Regions from separate parts of the Mus musculus genome. Here region 1 is linked to region 2. Evidence: chromatin contacts called from ENCODE Hi-C or POLR2A ChIA-PET data. All regions are on one chromosome and are shown on one strand. Each heading gives the region's core, a stretch centred on a gene start or an enhancer-like site at or near the end of the contact. The rest is flanking DNA. Distances are from core to core; before and after follow the strand shown. Region 1 holds the start of Armt1 (acidic residue methyltransferase 1). Region 2 holds the start of Zbtb2 (zinc finger and BTB domain containing 2).

What was found. A loop is a pair of places that touch in the nucleus more often than their neighbours do. ChIA-PET counts read pairs that join two places held with the same protein, here RNA polymerase II (POLR2A).
Region 1: a loop to region 2 is called in a map of heart, with 12 times the contacts of the local background. The contact joins the promoter of Armt1 here to the promoter of Zbtb2 in region 2. A Hi-C loop is called at or near these places in 10 of 37 maps with a recorded cell type or tissue (T-helper 2 cell, adrenal gland, gastrocnemius and 3 more). POLR2A ChIA-PET finds 5 or more read pairs at or near these places in 5 of 5 experiments (Patski and embryonic stem cell).

The regions. Positions count from the first base shown.
Region 1 is chr10:4,429,224-4,435,733 of GRCm38, reverse strand. Armt1 (acidic residue methyltransferase 1) reads right to left here and starts at 3,129. Exons shown (of 5, transcript NM_024261.2): 1 at 3,023-3,129; 2 at 801-906. The coding sequence starts at 3,063. It overlaps Rmnd1 (required for meiotic nuclear division 1 homolog), which reads left to right and starts at 3,346. Exons shown (of 13, transcript NM_025343.6): 1 at 3,346-3,468.
Region 2 is chr10:4,386,601-4,392,759 of GRCm38, reverse strand. Zbtb2 (zinc finger and BTB domain containing 2) reads left to right here and starts at 4,652. Exons shown (of 3, transcript NM_001033466.3): 1 at 4,652-4,915.

The sequences.
Region 1 (6,510 bases), core at 1,880-4,379, 44 kb before region 2:
CTCAGTGGGTAAAGTGCATGTCTACCATCCAGAACCCCTGGGTGAAAAGGAAAGGGGAGGGGAGGAGAAGGGAAAGGGGAGTGGAGAGGGGAGGAGGAAGGGGGAAGAGGAGGGGAGGGGCAGACTCTTGTGATCATCCTCCAGCAGTGTACAATCTGCATATGGTGGCTCACAACTGTAATCCACGTGTTCAAGATCTTTAGGTACTCAAAACCTTGTCTTAAATTAAAAGGACAGGAAGGAAGCAAGGCAGGCAGGGAGGGAAGAAGGAAGGGAAGAAGGTACAACTGCATGCCGCACAATCCAGAGATAACTGGTCCCATAGCTTTAAAGGCTTTATCCACATTAACGTAATTACTTACTTGTTGTTGTTTTCTCACCTGTTGATTAAACAGGCACGGTGAATTTTAAAGTCGTCCTCTACCCCAACCAGAAAGTCTTTCCTGTGTTTAATCACATTGTGTTGTCAAGCAACTGTAATCCCCACTGCCCTTCACCCCGAGGTTTGCACTTAGGGGACTCAAGGGCTCCAATTAGTAACACAGATGCTGTAAGACAGACAGGTCGCTGTGACACCTCAAAAGCTCTTCAGAGAAGTCAAGGCCATCATTTATGACCACTAAGGTCTAGGGAGACTAAGCTATTAGTGCACAGGTCAACCAGAGGCTACCTCAACACACAGAAAAGCAGGTAAGTATTTATGCCAGAAACAGTCTTTACATGAGAGCGGAAACCTTCTATAAATACTGTTATTCTTGTGAAGAACTAGCACAAAATTAAAGCTGAAATATAGTTCTTACCTCTCCATGTTTTTCAAAAAATTCACTTTTATGTCGATGCAATGTATCAATAACCTTGGTTAAGATCTGCGGTGTTCTGTCCTTAATCGTAAGATATGCAAAGGACCTAGGAGAGAGTCCAATATCATGCATTACTCAGTAGCTTTGACACTAGAAGGCATGCCCAATTTTAGTTTCTGGAACACCTCATTTGGGTCCAAATTCCTTTTCATATGACTATTTTAATACACCAGTTTTATTTGCTTTATAGATATGAGACTGAACTCCTAAACTGCTCACTTGTCTTGTACGAATGAAGCTCCAGAAGAGGAGAAAACACAGCGGCACACAGCTGGAACCCCTGCTCAGGAGGACAGCAGGAAGAGGAGCAGGAGTTTAAGGCCATCCTGGGATAGATAAGATTCATCTGGAAGGAAGGGAGGAAGGGAGGAAGGGAGGAAGGGAGGAAGGGAGGAAGGGAGGAAGGGAGGAAGGGAGGAAGGGAGGAAGGGAGGAAGGGGGAAGGGAGGAGAGAGGGAGGGAGGAAGAGAGGGAGGGAGGGAGGGAGGGAGGGAGGGAGGGCTGGATGAAGGATGGGAGGGAAGAAGGCAGAAGACCCGAGACAATGTGGAACTCTACTGTCATGACCACTGCACAAACTGTAGTACTGGGTTCTGCCCCAGAACTTGACTGAATCATTTTCTTTTCCATCTACTCAATTTCTTTTTCTAAATCAGAAACGACTTCAGCAATGTGGTTAAGTTCAAAAAAGGACAGGTCTTGCAATTCAACAGGCTCTGGTCCTAGGTCACTGGCTTAGAAAGATGAAATGAAAATCTCAAAGTGGTTTTGATTTGCATTTCCCTGGGTAGGGTATGTGCAGGTGACTGCTGGGGCCAGAGGCTCTGGATCCCCTAGAGCTAGAGTTACAGGGCAGGGTAGGCCACACCTAAGCACCTAGGAACTATTCCAGGGGCTGGAGACAGGCCTCAGCAGGGAAGGGCACCTGCTACCAAGTACAACCTCCTGAGTTCGATCCCTGGAACCCACATGGTAGAAGGACAAAGGGGACTCCCTACACAAGTCGTCCTCTGACGTCCATTCCTGGGTAATGTCACAGGTGAGTGCCACACTCCCCCAACACATAAAAACTAATTAAATCATTTGAAAATAAAGTATTTGAAATATGAATTTGGAGCCTAGTGGTGTCTCCCTCTATAATGACACAGAGTATAATGGCAGGAGTATTGGGAGTCCCAGGTCATCCTTCACTACATAATTCAATAGCTCCGTGTCAAAAGAAAACCAACCATCCAGCCAGACAAGAAGATTGGCTACTTAGCCAATGCTTATTTCTGCTCTTACTTATAACTTTGCTCTCAGCGTTGTAGCATATTGTAATTCCCCCTTTGTCCACAGGTTTGCCTTCCCAGGGGCACTCAACCAGTTTAAAAACATTGCAAGTGGAAAATTCCAGCAGTCAACGATCTGTAAGTTTTAAATAATTTTAATTAAATTTAAAGTAAACTAACGTCCCACTAATTGTTCCATTTTGCTATTAGCTGTTTTGGTGAATCGATTGTGCCTAACAAATTTCATGAGAAGTGTGTATAGGGGGGAAAACTCTAAAGATGAAAATTGCAAGAACTACTTCTAATGATGTTTATTTTGGGGGCCAGTGAGATGGCTCAGTGGGTAAAGGCACATGATAAATCTGCTGCCCGCGACCGAGTTCTCGTTGAACTCCTGAGAGGTGAAGGAACAAAATCGGCTCCAGAGCTGTCCTCTGACCTCTAACGCGAATAATGGCATGTGCGCGCACACGCAAAATTAGGACGTTTTTAAATATAGAGTTATTAGTTTGACCCATACCATTAATACACACCGCAGTAGGTATGAGTCCTAATTGTTGGCCCCCGCAGCGCCTTTCCTTCTCACTTGTTAGAGACAAGCTTTTTCCTAATGTATCCCACAGTGAGCTCGAACTCACTACGAGCTCAAGCTGGCTTTAACTCGCAGCAATACTCCTGCCCCAGCGTCTCAATTCGGGACAGAAAGGAAGAAGGTACACAGCGGAACTAGCTAGGTCCTGACGCCGGCCAGCACAGCGAGCCGGCTCTCTCCCACCGAGGTGGGACTCGAACTCTCAGCTTGAGGATCCGGCGCTCCCGACCGCCCACAGCTTCCTCACCCAACATGGGTTTTTTCTCCCAAGAGCGCAAGAAAAAAAAAGCGAGACGCACCCCTCGTCCTTAGCGGAAAGAAACGCCGGGGACTCGGCCATCACACCGGCACCACAAGCCACTCAACTGGCGTCGCCCGGGGTTCAACGGCCGCGGTTCCAGAAAGGAAGCGTTGGAGCTTTTTTTTTTTTTTTTTTTTTTTTTAAGCGCTTTTGAACTCAGAAACTTTATTTGGTGGTCTGGCCAGGGTCAGAACATGGGGCGCAAGGGCCTTCCGGCTACGCGAGCGGAAGCCCTGGAGGACCGGAGGCGGTAGCCCGCCGAGCGGAAGGGGGGGGGGGGGGCGCGGAGCGGTCACGTGTTCGGACGGTCACGTGTCCCAGCTTGCCGGCCTGGGGCTTGCAGTGCGCCTGCGCCGCAGCGGGGCGGGGCGGGGTGTGTTTCCGCAGAGGTTCCTGCGGCGGGAGCGTGCGCGTGGGCGTCGCGGTCGTCCTCTCCGCGCACAGGTCAGTGCTTCGCGCTTCCCCAGCCGGAGAAGCTGGTGAGGAGGTGTGGGCTTCGGCCAGGGCCTGGGAATTTAGCCGGGAATCCGAAGCACCTCAAGCCAAACACTCCCGACCCCGCCGAGTTGGAAGCAGGGCATAGTAGTAGCTGCCAAGGTGCATGAAATCACCTTGAACTTAGGAACTGGAAGAAGTGCTCCCAAAGGTCAGCCCCACTTACCCGCTGAATCTAACCTGGATGCAGCCGCTTTTTTCATTGATGGTATTCTGCATCTCATGTACAATATATTTTGGTTATGTCCACCACCACCCCCAGCCCTGCCGTCAAACGCCTAGGCCTACCCATGTCCCACTCCCAACTTAAAACACTAAGTGCAATTAGTGCTATCCTTAGGCACATGGACATATTATGCTTAAGGATAATGCTCAAAAACTGCAGCTCCCTTGTGTTTCATTTTAAAAATTTACTTGACGCCTCTGTGCCCAAGGACACTACTGTCACTGAGCATAGGGGGACAAACACAGAAACCTGCTTTTGAAGAGAGGCAAAAATCTCCTTTATTGCTTTCTGATATCACTGTCGCTAACTAATATATATTATCCCTTATTTGCTCATTTCCAGAGCTAGCATACTGCACACGGTAAGGAGTAGTCATTGCATGAATTAAAAAGCTAAAAATACAAGGTATGTAAGTGGTGCTAAATATGAGGACAAAGTAAAAAATAGCAAGAGAATGGATGAGTGTTGGTTATAAGTATTAATCCTGTCACTCCAGAGGCAGAGGCCAGCCTGGTGTACAAAGCAAGTTCCAGGCCAGTCAAAGAGAGAAATTATAGGTTATCCAGAGAAATCCAGTCTTGAAAATCCAAAGTGGATGTGATGGATGTGTGTTGGTTATATGTATTATACCAAGTCACTGAGGGAGTCAAGTCCTTAGGAGGAGAGCTTGTGGACAGGTGAGTGGAAAGGCCCAGAGGGCCTGGAACAAAGGCATTCTATAGGGAATGCTGCAGTGTTGCAGAAGGCTCAGAAGGGCGTTTTAGGGGCATTGGCTTTTATTGTAAATGTAAAGCCATCATCAAATTTGACTCTGGGAAAGGATAGGATTCTAGTTAAGGTCTCAGAATTTTTGCTGTAGTCCATTGTGAATGACCTGTAGGAGGCTGTAAACAGTGGCAGGGAGCCAGTGTGCCAGTTGCCTTTCATGTGACAAGCTGCCTGAGGAGAAGCAGCTGAAGGGAGGAAGGGTTTGCTGCTCATCTAGAGTCCTGCATGGCAGATTAGGCATGGAGGCGGGAGCAGGCAGGGGCCATGCATTGCTCCACTAGAAAGTCCAGTGGTGAAAGCCGGCAACCCATCCCCATGGTATAGTCCTATCCATATTTCAGGGGGTCTTCCCTCCTGTTAACCTATCCCAGAAAGTCTGTCACAGACATAGCGGTGAGTCTCCATGGTGGTTCTGAGGCTAGTCAGATAAAGGTGAACCATCATAAACAGGTAAATGGCTATTATAATCATCATGGGAAAAACCAGAAACTCGGGACAGGTGGCAAAAGTGTTTGCGGTGGGTACTGGTCAGAAAAGGCCAGTGGATTTACTGACAGACGAGTAATAGGGACTGAAGAGAAAAGCAGAAGCAACTTCCGGGTTTAGGGCTTAGGCAAATGTGAGCATGTGACTGGCACTTGAATAGGGAAGGCTGTGGTTTGTGGAAGCCTTCAGATGCCCAGTTTTGAGCTTGTTACATTGTTGGTGCTCAGAGGGATTTAGAGATAAATATGTGCTACTCATCCTGATGACGTATGAAACACGGGGTCGGGTAAAGTCACCGGGAGACTGATTGGGAAGAGAAGTGGCCCAGAGTCTGAGTCCTGATGTATCACATTCTTGAATAGATGAGGAACCAGCAAAAAAAGACCGAAGGAAAATGGCCAATGTGGTATTCTAGAAGCCAAATAAAAAGCTGCTTCAGGGAGTGGGCAGTGAGTTGATGGGCATCCAGTGCCCTCTTCTGACCTCGGTAGCACCAGGCATTCTTGTAACGCACAGATACATACAGACAAACACATATGCCGGTTAAATAATAACAGTTTTAAAGAGGGTGGATTGATCGCCGGGTACAGGAGCAGTGAGTGCAGGCTGATGGTGGCGGAGGAGTCATTTTGTAGAACTTTCTGTTTTGTTAGTGGAGGAGGAATTGAGGTCATTATTGAGAGTGAGAAACTAGGAGGCGGCCTGAAAGTGTGAGGGGTTGGGCAGTAGACTTTGCTGAAGATATGGTCCTGAGCAGTGTAGACGACCCAGTGTGGCCCTGGCTGGAGAGGGAGCTAGGAGGAGGTTAGTTGGCTGTCTCCAGTGAGCTGCAAGAGTGTAGGCACAAATTAAATCAGGTGAACCCTGTTCAGTTACGACTGAGGTTATGCCCCGTGGAGTACGGAAGGATGCAGGGGTTCACAGTGAGTGGGAGGGTTATAGTAGACGCGGAACATTAGCTGGGTGTGAAGGACGTGGACACTGGGGAGGAAAGACTGGAAATTGTAGGTCCTGCTGAGGGGGACAACTGTTGTTGACTTTGGGTAGTAGAAGGAATGGACGGGGAAGATAGGCAGAGTCTGGAGAGTAATGGCTAAAATCAGGAATGTGGGAGGAGACCGGGAGATTGTAGCTTTGTAGATGCTGCACTGACAGAAAAAACTGGGTAAATTTTACATTAATATCCTTTAGGCACTTCTGACAGGGCTTTACGGGTGACTAAGAGAGAATGGTAAGAACATAGTCCTAGCAACAGGGAAAGCCAGGGTTGCTTTCTTGCTTTGTTTTTGTTTGGGGTCGGGGAAGGTGGAGTTCAGACATACCACAGCATATGGAGGTCGGTCAGAGGGCGACCACAGGAACCAATTCTCTCTTACCATGTGGGTTTGGAGCACTGAACTTAGGCCATCAAGTGTAGCAGCAGGCACGCTTACCCACTGAGCCTAACCGTGAGCAACTAGCCTCTAGTCTTCTCCTCTGGACTATTGTGAGGTCAAACAGCATTTAGAATG
Region 2 (6,159 bases), core at 3,403-5,902:
TTCAAATCCCAGCAACCACATGGTGGCTCACAACCATCTGTAATGAGATCTGACTCCCTCTTCTGGTGTCTGAAGACAGCTACAGTGTACTTACATATAATAAATAAATAAATCTTTTTTAAAAAAAATCCACAGACCAGAGATGATTCAGTGATGCAAATTCCAAAGAATCCAATGCCCTCTTCTGGACTACAGAGGTGACAGGTGCCCAAGCACATAGTATGCAGAAGTCCTTTAAATATATTTTAAATTATATGTGTACATACATATATATATGTGTTTATATTCTACAGACACACATATACACACACTCACTCAAAGCTGAACATCAGAAGCCTGCAGACTTGGAGACTAGATAAGTGATCTTACTGTACCTTGTTTAATAACGATTAAAAAAACAATTGCCAGCCAACTTTCTCATCACAATCAGATTATTCATGATAAAGGTCAGAACAGTTTACTTTTCAAAGACTGAATCAGACCTCAGGGGAAGTAATTATCTTCTTTGACTCTCCTTTTACAGTTAAGGTTGAGCCCTTAAAGGAAAAAAAAAAACTGACTTAATCAACTAATTAATTACTCACCGATTGACTTCAGCTAGTTATCTGATCCCATCCTAATCCATCTAGGAACTGGAACAACCTAGAACGGAGCCAGCTATTAACTACTCCACTTAGAGACTTATTTCCCGCCTACTGTCAGGCCAGGCTTGTGCTCTGCACTGCCACTAGTCGGCACTGACAGCCTCTACCGGTGTATGGCTGCTTCTTCACTGGGGCTTAAAAGTCTAGTTCTTGGGGAACACCAACCACACCAGGACATTTAGCAATCCAAGAAGAGCTGGAGCCTGCCAGCCAAGTAGCTAGACACCGGGAAGCACCTTGGAAACAGATTCAGCAGCCACAATAACCTGACTGGAAGACCCTGTCACAGAGCCTCTCTCTCAGCTCACTACTCCGATACCTGACCACAAAAACTACATGAGAAACATATGCCTTACTATTATCTTAATGTTGGCCTGGTTTACAGCAGCAAAAATGAATGTTTCCTCAGACTGGGATCCCTATTTCATTTGGGTCATGAAGTAAATGCAAGACAGTTCCATCAATTTTACAGATAACATGCATCTTTCATTCTGGCACTAGGGAAGAAAAGCCAAAGGGCCCAACAATCCAGAGAACATGGCAAGTTCCAGGCCCACCTGGGCTATATGAGACCCTTCTCAAAAAATAATAAAAAGGGCTGGAAAGACAGCTCAGGTTAGGAGTGCAGACTCCTCTTGCAAACAACAACTCAGTTCCCAGCACCCACAGCAAGTAGCTAACTACTATTCCCTAACTTAAGCTCCAGAGATTTGACACCTCAGACTTCAGTGAGCGCACAAAAAACAAACATAGAGAATTTAAGATGTGGCTCAGCAGGGCAGAGTCGCCTGTGCAAGCCTAATGACCTGAGTTTGATCCTCACAACCCTACAGAGCCCTAAATGTGGATGGACCCGAAGCATTCCTCTGCTTTCCAAACATGGGCTGCAGCACACCCCCATGCATGCCACACAGTATTTTTAAAAGGCATTCATTCCTTAGCATTTCAGTGAGTTCTCACAGATTTGCATGCCCTTAACTACTGCGGCTCTCTGAAGCATAGGGAATTCATCTCGAAGGACAGTGATGTAACCAACCCCTAACTGGTAGGTAGTTCCTAACACTTCTATGATACAGCCAATGAAATAAATATAACAGTCTTAAAATTACTTGGTTTTGTGTCTGCTCTATTTGTGGGGTTTGTTGTTTTTTGTTTTAAGACTGGATCTTGTTCTGTAACCCTGACTGGCCTCAAACCCACAGCAACGCTGCTGCCTCAACCTGACAGCTGATTACAGGTATGTGCCATATTTGGCTAAAATGTATCTTTCCCAACATATGTTTATTATATAACAGAGGGCATGAGACAGGCATGCTAGCATAGCCTTTTGATCCCTGCACTCAGGAAGCAGAAGCAGATCTCTAAGTTCAAGGCCAGCTGGGTCTACACAGTCCATTCCAGGACGTTCAGGACCATACAGAAAGACCCCATCTCAAAGCACTAAAGGGCATGGCATGCCACATACACTCTGAAGTCCAACATGCAAAAGCATACCATTGTCCTAATTTAAGAGGTTACTCAACAGGACACCCTTCATGACATCTAGTGGAAGGCAGCACTGGATTCTAGTCACCTTTATGACCAAGCTCTTCCTGTTAACTTTTCTTACCAATGTCTAAAGGAAATTCTACCTCCAACCTTAGCACACACAATTCACCAAGTTTTCACCAAAACCATGGGTTTAAAGGGTAAGTACTGAACTACTAATTTTTTTGTTCACTGTCCCTGTCACACTGGAACTATTCTCTTCAAAACATGCAAATAAATGCCTGGTTTTATGGCAGTATCTCTGCACAACAGAAACCAAATCTTTAATCTACATACAAGACTCCACAGAATACTCATAACTTTTTTTTCCTGATAAATCCACTCAGATTGTTAGTATTGTTTAAAATAAAACTAGTTTGAGCTCCCAATTTACTAGATGTATTTTCAAAATACCAAATCAGCAATAAACTGACAAGTTTCTATCCAACTTGGGGCAGGCATGACTCTGTGTCAAGCAGACTTCCTAGAGAGGGAAGGAGTGTCCTTGGCATTGTCCTGGCCTGCACTAACTGATCCTTCTCTGCAAGGGCTGCTCTTCCCTAGCCTTCCCATGTGAACGCTTCCACTTAGACACGGTAGGAGAAAACACACGGAGCCCATACAGTCCCCTTAAGCTACTAAGCCACAATGGGGACTAAAAACCCAAATACCCTGCACATCTGGTGAGTCAAGCAGGCTGGCCTATGACTTCAAACTAGCTAGCAGCAAAACAGCCCAGTTCCAATCTGAGCAGCAGCTCCTATGGAGACCAAGATGCTCTAGACAACATATTGCTCCAGCAGGTCCTGAGGGAACAGGGATATGTGCTCTTAGCACAAGTCTTTAGAACCAGAGTAAGAGCTTACCACCAGGTTGTTTCTGTGAAACTGTTACAAAGTGCTGACAAACTATTCCTTAAGACTCAGAGAGATGGTATGTGGTACACCCTTATAATCTAATCCCAGCATCCCAAAGGAAATAGAATTGTGACAAGTTCCAAAGCAGCCAAGAGTTGCATAGCTTTTGACATTCTGTCTCAAAGACGTCCTTCCATCAAACCACCTTCACAAAGAACTCCACAATCTCAACTTGAAAGAACGAAGAACCTAAAAACCTTAACCATGACTCTCTCTACACAACAAATCACATTCATGTTGGTCTCTTTCTAAAGGAAATAGAGCATTCCAGTGTGAAGGACAGCACTGCTGTTTTACTGATAATGCCCTAGAACTCGCAGGTCACGGTCAGGACTCGTTTGTGGACGCAGACGTTTAAGCACTCTACAAGCCATTCATCTAGCTGATCAAAGGCTAGGAAAGTTCAAGGCAGGTATCCACGGGATCTGTTACTCACACTGGGCAACACTACAGCTACACAGATGTTTACATCCTCGAAGAAATTAGTCATCAGTAGGTGTACATACAACTGGATTGCTAAGCACACTCACTCGAGGTTTCTAGGACGCACAGTCAGTGTACAGCATTGTGCTAGGAGTCTGACTTTCAAAACCAAACGGGTTTGGCATCAAGGTCCTTACAGACTTCTGTGCTGGCAAGCCAAGTGTTAGCTGCCAGCACTTATTTACAAACAAGCGTAAAATCTAAGCTATGTAAAGTAAACCACTAACTCAAGCACGCAAAAGGGATAAAACTGTACTACCTGAAGCACAACTTCTAGCAAAAGGGAAACATAAAAGGTCAACTTTAAACCCTTAAGAAGGTTCAATCAGGGCATTCCAATTCCCCCGCCATGTTACCTGTTTCAGAATCTCCCTTTAACACACCCCACAGGATGGCAACTCTTGACTCTACTCCACTAGATCCTCAAGAGACCAAAAGTCAACCAGAGTATCGTCCTGTCCAAATGCACACAGCGCAAAGCACCACAAAGCTTAACGCGCAGGGAAGTATCCCACTCAATCCTAACGGAAACAGCTTAGCCTACAAGTCGCCTATGCAACGCAGCAAGCACCTCGACCTCGCAACACAGGACATGCAACGATAGCTACTTCTGTATGACTTTCAGCCAGCACCGATCAACAACAGCCCAACTCCGTATCTTCGGACGAATAGCTAACCCGGAGCAGTCCAAGGACAAAGGCAGAGAGAGCCAAGAGATGTCAAGCATCTCTTGACAGGAGAACGGGCATGCGTCTCCCTCTGCACCCCTGAAAAGACCGTCTGCAGCGGCAGGACTGGTCCTACCTAAACACTCTGTAAACAAGGGGGCCGGGCCGCCAGCCTCCGGGCCCGGCCGCTGAGAAGTTTCCTCGCCTCAGCTGCACATGGCTTGCAGAACTTTGGCTGGGGCCGCGAGCCCAGGCTGGGTGGAAGCCGCAGCGCCGAGCTGCAGGCGGCGGCAGCAGCGGCGGCGGCGGCGGCGACGGCGGCAGAGCAGCAGGAGGCGGAGGCGGGCGGGCAGGGGGGAGGGGAGCGGCTGGGGGGGCGGAGGGGCTCTTGCCGCCACTGCTCTCTCGCCGCCTCTCCCCCCCGGCGGGAGCCGCTCTCAGCCGCTTTGCACTAGTCGCTCCGCTCTCTCGGTCATGTGACCTTAACGTAACCGGACAGGAAAAGCCCCGCCGCCGCCGCCCGCCGCCGCGCCGGAGACACCGACCGCGGCGGCAGCAGCAAGCAGCAGCAGCAGCAGCAACGCGGGGCAGAGGCGGCGGCGGGGACAGTTAGGCCAGGCCGCCCGGCTCTGCCTCCCCTCTCACGCCCCGCCGCGGCCGCCCGCACCGGCGACAGGTAAGCGCGCACCGCCACCGCGTCCCGGGGCCCACGTGCCGCCCCCGGCCCGGGCTCCGGGAAGCAGCAGGGAGGGGCGGGAGCCGCCGGAGCTCGCAAACGGTTCCGGCAGCGGCCGTGGCAACAAAGGCGACGAATGACTCCCGGTCCCGGGGCTCCCGGCGAAGGCAGGCGGCGGGCCCTAGCGCGCGGGGCGCCGGGGCGGGGGCGGCCCCGGCGGGGCGGGGGCGGCGACGGCGCCAGGCGCCGGGGCCCTAGCCGCCTGACAAAACCATCCAGGCAGCCGGGCGGCGGCGAGTCGCGGCCGCTCCATCCGGGGCTTCGCAGGAGGGGGAGGGGACGGAAGCCGAGAGGGCGGGCGCAAGGGGAGGGGGCGCTCCGCGTTCCGGTCCTAGTCGCCGGTGTCTGCTGCCCGCCGCGGCCAAGGGCGTCCGGAGCGGGCGGCTGCCGGTGAGCGGTCCCGCGCCGGAGCCCCGCCAGGTGGGCCCATCAGGTGCGTACTCGGCCGTCGCCTCCCGCCGGGGTTGTTGTCTTCGCCGCCTCGGCGGCCAGGCCGCGAGCTGCGGAAGTGGGTTTGGGGGAGGGGAGGCAGCAGGGAGGGGGAGGGGAGGGATCCGGTCGGACCGGAGCAGGCCCGGCCTCTCTGGCGCGTCTCCCAGCTGCAGCGGCTCCTACAGCTGCTGTCGCTACTGCTACGGCTCCGCCTCCCGCTCGCGGGCGGGGGCGCGCACGCGCGCTTCCGGCCTCGGGTCTCGCGCTGTCTGAGGCTCTCGCGCGCGCTGCTCCCCTCCCCTCCCCCCTCCCGCCCCTCCACCACGCCCCTGGCGCCGGGGCCGTGGCGCCGGCCGGGGCGGTGCGCGCGCGAGGCGTAGGCGTCGGCATTGTGTTGGGCGCCGCGGGACTCGGGGCGCGGGCGCGCGGGCGCGGGCGCGGGCGCGAGCGTGCGGGGCCTAAGGGAGGGGCGAGCGAGCGAGCGAGCGGCGCGACCAGAGTGCGTTGCTCCCCCTCCCCTGGGCCCCTGGGGCGGACCCGGACGCCGCTCCGCCCGCTCCGCCCCCTCCCTTGCGGGGCGGGGCCAAGGCCTCCTGGGCGGGTCTTCGCTGCCTAGGGCTGCAGCCGGAGCGGTCGCGCCCTCCTCTGCCTGTTGGGCCAGGCTGGGAGAGTCTGTGCCGGGGAGTTAGGGGTTTGGGTTGCTGCAGGCGTTAAGCACAAGCTCCCAGACCGTTCGTTCACAGATCAGAGTG